2 separate regions of the Homo sapiens genome follow, and region 2 is linked to region 1. The links are chromatin loops, found by intact Hi-C in ENCODE. Cell type or tissue: Calu3. All regions are shown on one strand.

What was found. Peaks named below come from ENCODE experiments on the same cell type or tissue, not always from the same donor. Only the 100,000 strongest peaks of a DNase experiment are listed, where the experiment ranks them.
Region 2: a loop joins it to region 1, with 14 times the contacts of the local background. A loop is called at or near these places in 34 of 110 quality-filtered maps.

Annotation. Positions count from the first base shown.
Region 1 is chrX:32,527,243-32,535,242 of GRCh38, reverse strand. The region is part of intron 17 of DMD (dystrophin); the gene reads left to right. Among named protein-coding and RNA genes, the nearest start is that of MIR3915, 53 kb to the left of the region's middle. In Calu3, a CTCF peak has its summit at 4,217 (motif pointing left); no DNase peak of the experiment used is centred here.
Region 2 is chrX:33,332,378-33,340,377 of GRCh38, reverse strand. It overlaps a transcript of DMD not described here. Among named protein-coding and RNA genes, the nearest start is that of DMD, 120 kb to the right of the region's middle. In Calu3, a CTCF peak has its summit at 2,331; a DNase peak (open chromatin) is centred at 3,417.

The sequences.
Region 1 (8,000 bases):
GGGTTCTGGCCGTGCATCTTCTGCTCATAAACTATGTGACTTAAGCCACTTAATCTCCCCAAGAATCTATTTCGTCACCCCTGAAATGGAATGTATATGGCCTTCCCTGTTTGCCCTCACACTGTGGAAATTATATTACATGTGTTTGTCTTGAAGAACGTTTACATTTAAAAAACAATGTCTCCTTTCCCCAGGAGAAAGTTGAGTTTCCAATTATTAATTCAGGGATGGTATCTTCCCATGACCACATTTATATATTATTCTTATTCTGACATCTTCTGAGAGTATTCTTAGTAAAGTCTTCCCTGGTCAGAAACCTGTCTCTTTACAAATGAACACATATTATGCTACCACAGAGATATAAAAATGATGCCAGGCTGGGATGGCCTGAATTGTGTCCTCCCTAAATTCTTATATTGAAGCTCTAATCTCCAATGTGATGGAATTTGGAAATGGAGACTTTGGAAGATAATTTGATTTAGATGAGGTCATGAAGATAGGGCTCTTCTGAGGAGATTAGGGCCCTTATAAGAAGACACAACAAAGAGCTTGCTGGCTCTTTCTCCCTGCCTTGGGAGGACACAGCAAGAAGGAGGTTGTCTTAGGCTGTTCTTGCACTGTTATAAAGAAATACCTGCAACTGAGTGACTTACATGAAAATTGATTTAACTGGCTCACGGTTCTGCAAGCTGTAGAGGAAGCATGGTGGCGTCTGCTTCTGGGGAGGTCTCAGGAAGCTTTCAATCATGATGGAAGGCAAAGGGGAAACAGTCACATCACATGGAAGAATGGGACAAGGAGAGTGAGACAGTGCAGGGGGAGGTGGCACACATTTGTAAGTGAGTTCTCTCAGGAGAACTCACTATCGCAAAGACAGCACTAAGCCGTGAGGGATCCGCTCCCATGATCCAAACACCTGCCACCAGGCCCCATTTCCAGCACTGGAGTTTACAATTCAGCATAAGATTTGGGAAGGGACGAATATCCAAACTATACCAGAGGCTGTCTACAAGCCAGGAAGAAGGCTGTCACCAGGAACTGATCCTGCTGGTACCTTAATTTTGGAATTGTAGCCTATAGAACTGCGAGAAATAAGTGGCTGTTGGTTAAGCCACCCAGTCTATGGTATTTTGTTATGTAAGTGCTAGCTGACTAAAAACCGGCTTTGTTAAGCAATGAGTATTACTTCTGTTTTGACTAAAGTTCATAGTGATGCTTACTAACACAGTAGATGGATTGAAACAGGTCATGATGCTGGCAGTGGGGCATTAAGTACACGTCAGATTGAAATGGCTTTCCACATTGCACTAGATCCTTTTGGAACCCGGGTTGGAAGTTATTTAAACTTGAAAGACCCACAAGCATGTTGACTTCTCTTAAACTCAAGGACCTTTCACACTGAGAGAGTTTAAAGTTTAAATTGCCTCCCACAGGGTCCAAGTCATCATCCAATGCATGGTGGGTTTCTTTGAACACTTCTGTAGTCATTATGAGTCCACATCATTTCAAGAAAGAAGAGACAGCAACATTAGTTTTCATGCTAATTTTCCTATTCACTCAACTAATATCTAATGGATTGCTATGGTATGTAAAACACTCCAGTTACTTTAACTGTAAATCTAAGCTTTCCCTCAGGAAGCTTGCACCCAGCATAAACTGTCATGAAGAAGTACTAATAAAATGTTAGAAAAGTTTTAAGGAAGAAAAGTTCACTTCCTGCTTGAGAGGCATGGAAGACTTATGGGAAAATTAGCATCTGACTGGATAATTAAAGAGTAGGGAAGCATTGGGCTCAAGATGAGGAAAGTGACAATTCATTGCAGGGGAAAGCCTGTATGCGAACAAAACTTACATGGGATTAAGTATTCTTGTTTGCCTCCAGCAGAAGTATGAAGTAAAGGAAGTTTAGAAGTAAGGAATGAGGTTGAAAAGGTAGGTTGAGTTCATAATAACTAAAGGTATTCAATAAAAGATTAAGGCATGTAGACTTAAACCTTCTGGTCATGGGGAGCCATTGCATATTTTTGAGAGAGAGAAATATGATATGGCTACTGTGAACCATATCATTTTGATCTCACTTGAGAGTTGGGAGAGAGAGGCCATCTTACCTTGGTTTCATAGACTGGGAAGGGGGAAAGAAAAGTTTTCTCTAAAGGGCCAGAGAGTAAATATTTTAGGTTTTGTGTATCATAAAATTTATTTTAAAACTACTCAACTCTGCTGCTATAGCTAGAAAGCAGCCATAAACAATGTATAAATGAATGAGCATGACTGAGTTCCAGTAAAATTTTATTTACCAAATTAGATGGCAGACCATATTTGTCCCATAGAACATACTTTGGGGATTCCGGCACTAATGGGTAAAATGAGACTATTTTGCTGTTGATTTTTGTTTATATGTTTCATTGTCTTTGTTATAGCTGTGTTTGCAGTTTTTATTCTTGTTATTCCAATTGTGGCTTTTACTTTATCAGTCATTAAGAAGACACTAAAACAAATATGACTACTCTCACACGTGAGAAAGTGAGAAATGGCATAGGGCTTAAAGCCAGTTAAAAAAGGATCATGGAAGATATTAATAACAATAGCTAATATGTATATGGCTTCTACCAAGTATTTGCTACATATTAATGTATTTCACACTTAAAATAGCATTACGAAGTAAGTTTTATTATTGTCACTCTTTGCCAATGATAACAATGTGTCATAGAAATTTCAAGTGACTTGCTCATGGTCACATAGTTTACAGGAAGCATCGCAGCTAGGATTTGAACCCAGACAGCCTAGCTTAGGGTGTTGCCTTCGGAAATTCCTCGCCTTGCTATGTTGTAATAAGTTAAAGGTGATTTCATCAAATTATTTAGCTGAAATAAAATGCTTGACTGGGACTCCTTAAGAATTTGCCAAAGTCTATGGAAGCTGCACTTATTCTAGATTATGTCTGTTCTACATTCTGAAGTATCATTGACTCTAGTGTCCCATGGCAACACTTGATTATCTTTAAATACAGAGACCTTTTTCACTGAAAAGATTTCTTTAAAATTTAGATGTCTTTTTCAGCATCAAAAATAAGTGGAATTTCCATATAATTGAACTTTTTTTTCCAAGTGCAAGACTTTTGGAGCTCACCATGGTCTTAACCACATTATATAATAAGTAGTAACTTTTTTCATCTATGCTTAATATTTTCTCTGATGTGAGAAATTGTATCATCAGATTAGAAAGTTGAGGATTTTAGGAAATTAAGGGAAATTCCAAGGTAATAATAAATTGGGAAATAAATTATTTTATATTGCCATTAGGGTACAAAGTATACAACTAAGGATCATATTTTAATGAAAAATTTCAGAATTAATATCCTGATATTAGAGACTTCAATCAAATTCTCATATAATCCAAGATAGCGTAGTCAAAACCACTAAATTACTGTACTGTGTAGCAATGAACAGTAATTCTATATTGACTTATCCTTATTTTTTTTTTAAGATGGGTTTCTCGTTTATTTGGAACAAAAGAAAAATGTAGTGTTGTAGAAATCTTTGGATTCAGACAGACCTGTTCTTGAGTCTTGACTCAGTGCTTCACTGTGTATTGAAACTAAATGAAGATCTTCAACTTTTCTATTCATGATCAATCTGCAAAAATAAAAGCTATTACAGATAACATACAAGGTTTCTTGAGCGATTAAGTTTTCTTTTTGAAAGCCTGTGACCTGATTAAGATGCTTAAAATGATATATATGTCTCTTTTCTGTTCTTTAAATTTGAATGAAAGTTTGGCATTTTAAAAAACTTTAGGTGATTTAGGAGTATAATTTTAAGCAGATTTTTAGAGTACGAGTGTCCACATATTTAACTAAACATTCAAAAATTAGTTAAAATCAATGAACTTGGGAAGGAAAACTACTTGCTACATAATCCAGAAAATTTTACTAAATTATTTGAACTAAGCATGACTCTCCAAACTGTGGACATATTTTCTCAAGGGATTCTATGTATTATGGCTTCAAGGTACTTTTGTGTGTACCTCAAAATGGCTGAAGGCATTTTAACAGTGCATCTGAGAGTGTCTTACTTACATATTATTTGTACACTATTTTATCTATATCTTTGGACATTTTATATTTCTGTGTAAGTAAAACTTCCATGAAAATTTCATTTGTCACCATATTTTCGTTATGCAGATAAGAAAACGAAAGAAGCCAAATTGAAGACAAGCTCTGAAAGGGAATGTGCGCCCTCTAGTGACCCACATTTATTTATCATAAGGACATAGGCAGCTTTTGGGTTTCATCATTTTAAATAAACTTTACATTTGATTTTAAAATATATGACTCAGGATTTTCAACTTGAGTATATTATATTGTATGATCATAGATTTATTACTCTGACAGGATTTCATCTATCATTTAAGAGAATATTTCTATTAACCTGTGTTAAGGTGATTTTCTTGCACAGAAGTGTGTTTCAAAGGGACTTTCAATTTATTGAAAATGAAAAATAGGCTTTAGGCATCTGTGGCTTAGCAGCATTTTATTTCCCATCCTCTGGGTCATGCAGTTTTTGCCCACGTGTTTTCACACTCCTTGGCTTTATAACTAATTCCTCTAATGTAGCAGTATCTGACATTTTAGAATTTGTGGGGGTTTCTTACCTTTTAATTTTTAAGGTTGTTTCTCTCAAAGATATTTAAACAAAACTTATAAATGTGACATCTGTTCAATCATGTCACACTTTAGAAATAAATATTACCAATGAATTTTGAAATGATTAAGATTTAATACCAAATTAAGGTAGGAAGATTATTTTAACATCATTTCTACCTACCAGACGTCAAAATATTTTAGGTAAGTTTTACTTTGTGCAGAGAAGCAATATTTTACAGCAGTTTTATTCTCTTCACTGCAATCAACGATTCTATGGGTGCCAAGATGAATATCAATACCAAATAACTCAGACATTTTTGGCATTAATAGCTTAAAACATTAAATCATTCAATTTGTATGCAAGGGCATGTATTTTAAAAAGCAGAATTTTTAAACATACTAAGTATATAATTCGGTATGCCATAATTGATAATAAAGAAGATGTACAATTTTAAGGACAATATTTTGTGCTTGGACTAGAATTCAGCTTTTGAGGCACATGTTAAATAGGCATATTTTAGGACAAGGTAAACGCCACAGAAATTGATTTTTTAGTATCTTTTAAAGATGCCTTTCAGTGCAATCTGAAATCATTAAATTTTACTGTACTGAAACATATTATTTTATGAGTGATGTGCTTAAAATTACACATATAAAACTAGAAATACATTTGAGACCATGCAAATATAAGGAAAAATAGATTTTTGATAGGAATGTTAATATAGCAGTTTCCACTAACTGAAGACAGAGTCCTCTGTCATCTGTCACATTGTTCCAGGTGCTGTGTAAACCACTGAAGAGTTTATAGGCTTTTTATTATAACTGGGAATTATAACATCTTTAGATTTTATTTAATTTGATTGCTAGATGAATAGACTAATGTAATTGGAATATGAAAGCCACAATATAAGCAAAGCTGATCTCAGTTTTTGTATCTTGGGTCAAAACCTCTTTAATTAGAGAGGTAAGTAAACATATTTACAAGTAATTTTTAAAAAGCATTTGTATTGTAGACCCAGAAAATCTGAGACAGGTCTCAGTTAATTTAGAAAGTTGATTTTGCCTAATCCTAGGTACTCGGGAGGCTGAGGCACGAGAATTGCTTGTCCCCAGGAGGCGGGGGTTGCAGTGAGATTGTGCCACTGCACTCCAGCCTGGGTGATAGAATGAGACTTTGTCTCAAAAAAAAAAAAAAAAAAAAAAAAAAAAAAAAAAAAAGTTGATTTTTGCCAAGGTGGAATTCGCGCGCCTGTGACACAGCCTCAGGAAGTCCTGACGACATGTGCCCAAGGTGGTTGGGGTGCAGCTTGGTTTTACACATTTTAGGGAGGCATGAGACATCAATCAAGTACATTTAAGAAATACATTGGTTTGACCTGGCGCGGTGGCTCACACCTGTAATCCCAGCACTTTGGGAGGCTGAGTCGGGCGGATCACAAGGTCAGGAGATCGAGACCATCCTGGCTGAAACAGTGAAACCCCGTCTCTATGAAAAATAGGGAAAAAAAATTAGCCAGACGTGGCGGCAGGCGCCTGTAGTCCCAGCTACTCGGGAGGCTGAGGCAGGAGAATGGTGTGAACCTGGGAGGCGGAGGTTGCAGTGAGCCAAGATTGTGTCACTGCACTCCAGCTTGGGCAACAGAGCGAGACTCCGTCTGAAAAAAATAAAATTAAAAAAAAAAAAAAAAAAAAGAAATACATTGGTTTGGTCCAGAAAGGCAGGACAACTGGGTGGGGGTGGGGGCTTCCAGGCTGTAGGTAAATTTAAACATTTTCTGGTTGACAATTGGTTGAGTTTGTCTAAAGACCTGGGATCAATAGAAAGGAATGTTTGGGTTGAGATAAGACATTGTGGATACCAAAGTTTTATCATGTAGATGAAGCTTTTAGCTAGCAGGCTTCAGAGAGAAGAGGCTGTAGAGTGCTTCTTATCAGACTTAAAGTCTGTGTTGATGTAAGTGTCAGAGAGGTATAATGAGGCATGTCTGACCCCCACTTCCCTTCTTGGCCTGAACCAGTCTTTCAGGTTAAATTTTAAGAGCCCTGGCTGAGGAGGAAGTCCCTTTGGAGGGGGAGTTAGCCTTTTATTTTTGGTTTACAGTATGTTTTTACTTCAGGACCAGTTTGATAACAGCTTTTAAATTTTTACAATTTAAAGCAAGAAGTCGCTGAAGATCGAAGAAATTAATTTACCCAAGAAAATACCAGAAAGATAAAAATTAGGGATTAAAACCTGTGGTGCCTGATTTACACACACATATATAGCTATGTTATTTTTTTTTCTTTTTTGAGACTGAGTCTCGTTCTGTTGCCCAGGCTGGAATGTAGTGGCACAATCTTGGCTCACTGCAACTTCTGCCTCCCTGGTTCAAGCAATTCTCCTGCCTCAGCCTCCCGAGTAGCTGGGATTACAGGTGCCCACCACCACAGCTGGCTAATTTTTGTATTTTTAGTAGAGACGGGGTTTCGTCATGGTGGCCAGGTTGGTCCTGAACTCCTGACCTCAAGTGAACTGCCCGCCTCGGCCTCTCAAAGTGCTGGAATTACAGGCATGAGCCGCCACGCCTGGCCCTCAGCTCAGTATATTTTTAAATGCACATTTACTTTACATTTAAAGCAACTTAAACATACACACAAACACACACGTATCACACATATTACAAAATACAAGACAATCATGTGGCCCTATCTTCCCCCCTTCCACAGAGGGAGACACACTTACACTATACAAACGTGTATGTGTTGTGTGTGTGTATACAAACTATCTTGATTTGGAGAGGGAACTATTTATCTAAATATTAGCTTGTTTTCTTTTGGTTAAATAGGATTTCCCCTTTAATAATATTCTGTAATTCCAAAAATATAATAATTGCCATGTAGTCAATGCATCTCAAAGTCCTAAAAATATTTTTAGAACTAATAGGATTTATACTGAATTTCATTTGATATTTTTATAAGATCTATTTGATGCAAATTGAATTTGTATTCTATTACTCGATTTTTTTTTAAAGCAAATGCCATGTGGAAACAAGCAGAGAGGGACAAGTTTTCCCAGAAGGAAAGTTGAAAGGGGAAGAGTAGAGAGAGGTTGATCAAGAAAACCTTCACAGATGATGTGCATCTTGAACTGAGCCTTGGAAGATGAATAGTAGGTCATCTTCAAATGGTTGGGGATTTAGGGTCAGGAAAGTGCCTGTATAGTAATATGGAATTAAAATGTCTTCTCACTTCGGAAAACTCTGAAGAAGAAAGGTGATTTTTAAAAATACAGCAAAGTTGGAAAATCTTACCTCCAAAATTATTTCTTCTTTAATACCAACAAAGAATAATTATAGTTTTGTTCCTATTAATGTTA
Region 2 (8,000 bases), 810 kb before region 1:
TAGCTTTCCTAACAAACTAAATACCTAATACAAATCTGAGAGGAAACATATGATTTTATTAATTTTTCTCATGAAAACACTTAAACTTTCTTGTGTTATAATTTCAAACCATAAGTGCCCCCAAGACAGGCAAACTTGGAAGTTTTAGAGAAAATTATACGGTATAATTGATAACAATTACAGTTTCTTTTAACAAATACTGATTCACGATTAGTATTTTTAAAATACAAAATGCATTTTCCTGAATAGCATTTATTTACTTGTTAAAGAAGTTGTGTAAGAGATTCAGCTAATCTAATTTCTTACTTTGTGAAGAAATCACTCATCTAAAGTCAAAATATCAAGTATAAAGTCTACCCTTGGGAGAAGCATACAGGGTGCCAGACTTTAAATATCTCCAGTGTGCAAAATAAATAATATTTTCTTGAAATATCCTCTTATTTGAAAATTTGCTATAGAGTCACAAGAGGCAAATTCCATTTGAGAAAGTGCATGCTATATTTTACAACGCAGAAATGTGGAGCTGAGCACACAACATCTTATTGCAAAAGTACAATTCAGAAGAGAGTTTTTACCCTTAAAAGGCTGTGAAGATAAGTAAAAATCAGCCAAAATTTCAGTGTGAATAATATGATGTTTGGCGAGGAACTCTACTATTGTTACACTTAGGAAAATAATCTAATCCAAAGGCTTTGCATCTGTACAGAAGAGCGAGTAGATACTGAAAGAGATTTGCAGATCCACTGTTTTTTAGGCAGGAAGAATGCTCGTTAAATGCAAACGCTGCTCTGGCTCATGTGTTTGCTCCGAGGTATAGGTTTTGTTCGACTGACGTATCAGATAGTCAGAGTGGTTACCACACCGACGTTGTAGCAGCTGCATAATAAATGACTGAAAGAATCATGTTAGGCATGCCCACCTAACCTAACTTGAATCATGCGAAAGGGGAGCTGTTGGAATTCAAATAGACTTTCTGGTTCCCAGCAGTCGGCAGTAATAGAATGCTTTCAGGAAGATGACAGAATCAGGAGAAAGATGCTGTTTTGCACTATCTTGATTTGTTACAGCAGCCAACTTATTGGCATGATGGAGTGACAGGAAAAACAGCTGGCATGGAAGGTAGGATTATTAAAGCTATTACATCATTACAAATACAATTAGAAGCTGGCCATGACAAAGCATATGTTTGAACAAGCAGCTGTTGGTAGCTGGGGTTTGTTGCCGAGCTCTTCAAACTCTGCAAACAGTGTTGCTTTTACAGAATGGATTTTAAAATTGCCTTGTGCTGCGTTAGATTTTGGGGAGGGGGTGTGCTTGCCTCCAACCTCAGGAAAACACTTCTGGGATAGAAATCAGTGTTAGAAGATTTTAGAATAAAGTATTGTTCAGGAGTCTAGGTTTCTTCAGGTAGATGATGACAGGGGGAAAAAAATCTTCGGGGAAATCTACCCCAGATTAGTTATATGCAATTTAGTTGCAAGAACTGATTGATGTATTGGCATATTCAGACAGTGAGAGAAATGAGAATGTACAGAATGTTTGGATAGGTTGAAAATTGTTATACTTGGTTTCTATTTTATAAGGAGTTTGGCTGTCAGTCATTTCTCCTCATCAATTTCTAGCTTTTGACATTTATTCAGTCATTCTGCATTATATGAAGAAAATATATCAATATCTCCTGCAGGGTTTTTCAACAACTCTAGCATCTGTTTCAGCTATTGAACTGTATTCACGTTTTGCCAAGTTGATGTCGACCCAGCTGGTCTATGATTTCTCGCTTGATTACTGCTCTTAATTTCTCTGTATCAGCTTGTTTCAGATAGGGCTTTGAAGGCTGTTAATGAAAAATGACAGAAGTGATAAATTATTGAAAATGTGAGCATTTATTTATTTATTTATTTATTTATTTATTTATTTTGCCCTTTAATGAGTTTTGTCTTACATTCTTTCTTGCCTGCGTACGATTTTTAGAACCCTTTCTCTGTTTTGCAATATTTCTTTCCCCTACAATCAGTGGATTATAATTATAAGTACTTTTAAGCAAATGGAGCATGAGCATGGACAGTATTTGGCTCCAAAAATAAAGTTTTTGGAGAAAGGGGAGCAATTTATGCTTTTTGTATAAACTATGCATCGTTTCTATAACCTATCTTCACATGCTGTCATGGGGATCTGTCAGTGACTGTAATCAGACTGAACATATTGAAATAATCTTTATCACCACTAGGGTAACAAGCAAATAAAACATTCAAACATTTAACAAGTGATTGTTTAAAACAGATGTTAAATAATATAGAAATAGATTTTCCTAAGTGTGAAAAGCCTGATTATTAACTGTCTATGTAATACAGAATCTTTCGGCTCTCTACCCAGTCTCCTCCATAGCCTGAGGAGCTAAATCATCCAAGTTAATAGACTATCATATATGTACATCTAATATGACCTTTCAGTGTACACAGTGCTACTCGTATGTGCTGTGCCTTTTCTGTAGTAATTGTAATATCCCAGTCAGTCTGGTTAAGGAACACTATTGGCTGTTATGTAACTTTTTTTCTGAATGTTAGTCCATGGTTTTCAATTACGTATTCCTCTTAGAAAGGGTGAGTTAAAAACAACATGTATTTAAATATCAGTAAATTAATTAGCAAGTGGTGGGCTAATTACACTAGGATTTCTCCAAAATAATTGCTAACTTCTGTTTTGAAAAATAGTCAAGGATTTGGATGACTACTTTTTAACCTTGAAGCATACATTACCGTGGTTGAATATCATTCATAATTCATATATACAGCAGGAAAGAAAATAGTTTTCTAGATGTATCATTTTAGCAGCAAAGAATTTTTTTTTATAATGTGGTTCAGGCACTCTGATTATTTCCGTTTAATACTTTTAAGTACTGTAGATGCTTTTGTATAGTGTGTTACAGAACTTGGTTAATCTTTGGGAAGCTCAAAGACTGACAGAATTTTGCATCCAAATGCTACAGGGTTATTTTGTGGTTGGTTGAGAAAATTCAGCTCTGTCTATACTGTTGTTTAAAATACAGCCCTCTTTGGCCAATGTTACTTTTCAACTTTTTATAACCGTTTTAAGTGACCATTCAAGACTGTAAAAACTCTTTTACACTGCATCTTTAGTAGGACTCTCCTTTTGTGAATTGTCTCCTTCGAAAAAATGTGAGCTTCCTTCTAGCCTCACTCTCTTGTTACCATAGTTACTTTTAAAAGAAGGTTTTTCTTTTTCAATGAAGATAGCGTACTTTAAATCAGCCACTGGAATCCCCAAACTGTGTTTTTGTATTTTTTAGTTTATAGTTTAGGCTTGCTTCATTTGCGGTTAGAAAGTGCTCTGTATTTGGTCCCACTGATGAATGGATTGGACAGACGCTAGGTGGCACCAGCTGTTGATTATTAATGAAATCGTAAAGTCTATATGCCACGCACCTGAAGAGCAGGCAAACCCTTATTGATAAATGCATTGTAAGAGCTGGAAATGTCTGCCAATATTTCTTGCTCTAAAACAGGGTCAGCCTGCAGAGTGATGAGACCACGTGAAGTCTTCAAATCCCAATTGCTTAATCCTGTGTCTTCTGAAGTGCTTTAAGGAAGAAAAAACGATGAAGGAGAAATGCATAAAAATAGAAGGTGTGAAAGAGAAGTGGGACACAATGAAATAGACTGCAAACATTTTAATATATTTTTAAATCCAGAATTAGTGACTTTTATAAATCTATGTGAGTTTTCCCCAATTCTCTCAAACTCAGATTGTTTTCTCTAAGGCATTTATATTCTAAAACAATTATTTATCTCTTTTAGGTAAAAATTTTATTGAGCATCATTATTTTTTAAGTAAAAAAATCTCCCTTATTTCTCTTTTTGTGATAAGACTGTCAAGTGAAATTTCCCACATGAGCTAGAGTAGCTGCCTCTCAGGTGTTGCTCTTCAGAAAGATGAGCAGGGGAAGACACTATCGGTTAAGAAATATGCTTTGAAATGTTTTGCCTGAGAAGCTTGCTCCATCCTATTATCCTCCCATTCTCATATAATCCATCTTTTAAGAAGGAAAAAGCAAATAAAAACAAACCACTTAAGCATGTGCATACACACACACACACACACACACACGCTTTGGAAAAAAAAAAAAGTCAGAACTGTTTAAAAAGAGAAAGCCACGACAATATTTTAGTTGGTCCTGGAGTTAATAAACTAAAGTGAAAAATAGGAAGGAAAGTCCATAATTAGATTGTGGAGAGTAAATAATTACTTAAAACTGGAAATATTTTTCCAGAAAAATATGCAATATTTTTTCTTCACTGGGAGTAACTGACAATTCCTGAAGAAGGTGAGATGGTTTAGAAAGAGTGCAAAGATAATATATGCTGTGATTCTCCAATGTTATCTGAAAAGTATGTAATATGGCTAGTTATCTTGATTATAGCATGGACTTTGGTAAAGATTTTTATGATGCCCATATGGTGAAAATGGAGAAATATTTGCTGTTTGACATAAGAGTCTGGTCAATAAATCAGCTGGCTAAATGACCCTGCCTGTGATGTATCAATTAATGAATCACAGTAAACCAGGAAGAGGGCCTTTCACAGGACTATAGCATAGTTCTATAAAATTGGTTCCATCTGACTTGAACCTAATCTTCTGTAATGTGCCTTATGTCTCTGTTCTTGAACCTACTTGGCCTGTGAAATATTAATGTCCAAAAACTGAAGGACGATCCAGATAGCCTGTCTATCTGGGAAGCAGAACAAATACATTGAACTATTAGGGTACCAAAGGATTATGACCACCTAAAAACTGTGGTGAGGTCAAAGAGAATAATTGTAATAGGAATAAGTATAACATCCTAAGCTAAGGTTCATAAAATCAATCTGGCAAGTACAGGACATGAGAGAGTTAAAGCTTAGTAATAATTAATTGAATAAATCTTACTGATTTTGTTGGTCATCATTATTATCAGTCATAATTCATATGACATCAAAATACAATGAAACAAAGTAATATTGTTAGACATGTATCCTGAAAAAGGAAATGAAAAAAATGAGAACGAATTTTAGAAGGATATATATGATATAATGGTGTGTGTGTGTATATATATGATAGGTATGGTATATGTATATATTATATGTGGTAATATATACATATTTTAGAAGGACACCATGATCTAAGAGGAACCTTAACATTTGGGGGTATGTTCAGTGAAAAGTGTCTGAATGCTAAAAGGTCCTACAAACTATAACATTTGAGGGGCATGGAAAGTACTAGAAAAGTGAAAAGTTGAAGAATACTTGAAGGAAAAAAGTAGAGAAAATTAAGCTGATTTCAAATATTCGATGTGCTATAATGCAGAAGAGGGTTTAGACTCACTTGCACCTCTTTGGTAGCAATGGAAAAGTATTCTTCCAGTTAATGTTGTGAGCAGAGAATTGATTACTTTGTGAGACACTGCACTCCTTATTCCTAAAGTGTTCAGTGCTAAGAATGGAGTTTCTGCACTAAATGGAAATTGAAGAAGATGTCTGAGATAATTTTTAACTAAGAATCTGTGAGTCCAATCATTTCTTTTAAAAACATGTTCTTTTTTTTAGACATTTATTTCTCTGAGGGTCTCTACTACTCCACTCGCATCATCCAGGCTAGGGGTCAGTAAATGATAGTCCACATTGTCACATCTATTACTGTTTGACCAGTCATTTAAAATGGTTTTCACGTTTCTGAATTGTTTCATTTCAAGAATATTTCTGACACATGAGATTATATAAAATTTCAATTTAAGAGTCTATAGTTTATTTGGAAGACAGCCACACCCATTTATTTGTTTATATGCTATATAGGACTCCTTTCATGCTAAAACACAGTTGAGTACTTATGACAGAGACCATGTGGGCCACAAAGCAGGAATATTTACTATCTGGCCCTCGATAGGAAAAGTTTGCTCACCTCATCTCTAGACTATAAAGAAATTTTGTTTTTTGCTTATTGACTCAAGTATCTAAACAAGCAATGTAACAGTTAAATAACAGTTCTATACCATAAACAGAAATTGTAACCACCCATACTACTTAAGTACTAGAGACTTGGAAAAGTAGTTCAAATATGCAGCCTAACAGATAAAGATGGTTTCATTTGGCTGTTAGTCTATTGAGATAATTTACTTGTTGAGGAATGTTTATTTAATGTTTCCATAAAAAATTGAAGTCTCTGCAATCATTGACTTATATATAATATCTGCCTAGTTTGACTCCATTAATCTTGCTGAATTTACCTATTTGGTAGGATTCTGTTATTTTTATTGCTGCTTTTCCGTTAGTGTATGATTTCAGTAGACTTACAGAAAGGGTGAAAGTCAATGGAAAACAAGGTAAAGTGAGTGGAATTTTCTTCTTGCAGCTACCCTCTTCTCTCTTCGTGGGTTTATAGACTCTCTCAGCAGCTTTGGAATTGCAGTTTTAGAGACTTACTTTTATAACATTATGAGTGTGTTCTTGATCAAATATGTTCTAGAAGGGATCAAGATAAAACAAATGCACTGCACTATAAAAGAACAGTTAAGGGTTTTAGTAAATGATTGATAAGACATGCTAAATTTAAGAATTAGCAATGAGTTATTTATATTTTCCTGAACATAGGGATATGAGAAGGGATTTTTTTTCATGTCATAGGAGAAACTATAATCAAATTCTAAGCATAAAGCTGAGGGATTCTGAATTTACCACCAAATATTACAATCTCCATAGTTCCATAATGTGCAACTAAAATCCCCACATTTTTTTTCTAGGGAAAGATATAATTTCTGCTCACTGGTAGCGCTGGAAATTCCTGTAAAACCCATAGGATTCTTATTGTATTTCCATGAGGATGTTCCTGAGCAGCTACTTTGTGATGCCTGTCTCTATGGTAACAGACACAAGGCTTAAGGGTCTGAAAGAAATTCTTCCTGTTGGCTTAGGAATATGGAGCAATGAGGGAGACCCACTGAAGACTATAAAACTGAGGAAAGGCAAAAGAGGCAATTGAGAAAAAGTTGTCGTGGGGGAGCTTTTTTTGTGTATTTGAAAATAATTTCACAATTTCATTTGCTCTTAATATATCTCTGAATGAAATAAGAACCAACATACAAGTAAAGTTTTACAGAAAGAAAAAATTCTGTGAAAGTATTGTTTTTTAACCATCTAGTCAATTTTATGTAATTGAAGTCACACAGATTTTTTCTTTAGTTGGCTTGCCTTTCGCTACTCAAGAAAAGATTGCTTCTTGCCTGAAATTGGTAAGAGGACGGCTCTACCCCTGGCAAATTTAGTTCTTGTTACTGCTATCAAAGATCTTGATCTTTTAAAGGACTTTCTTTTTCCTGATTCCAAGGGTAAGAATATTGAACTCTGGTTCACATTACTCATAATCACTGAGCTTCTCAGGGAATTATGAAAGTACACTAGCCTTCCAAGATGTTCTTTTTTAGGTCTATTTCTCTTAAAGACCAGTAATAAATAGAGCAAATAGTACTGCTTATTTGAAAATTGGGTATTTCGTAAGAGGATGCTGGGTGAGAGTTTGTGTTTTTACATGTTTTACTTTGTTTCTCTTATTAAAATAACAAAAAAGCAAACAAAAAGCTCCTAGAAGTTTAAAAATATTTGATTTTCCATTTATTTGACTTCATCTTACTTTCAGCTTAGCAAATAGGGACACATCACATTTGAATTGTTTTAGAAAGGAGATAAATATGACTCTCCTTTCCCTTAGATTCAAAGTATATGTTCAAGGTGTCATCAAATAGCCAAAAGTCTTTAAAATATTTATGCTATGTAAATGTCCTTCAGGAAAATATAAGTCAGAGGGAGGAGATGGCCGTCTTAGTATAAAGCTCTCATGTGTATTTGCAGTGTTAACATGAGTGTTGATGTTTTATTTATCTTCTTAACATGTTATATCTGCACATGTCTTCATTTGTTATATGTTAGGGTCAACAGAAAAAATAATAAAGTTAT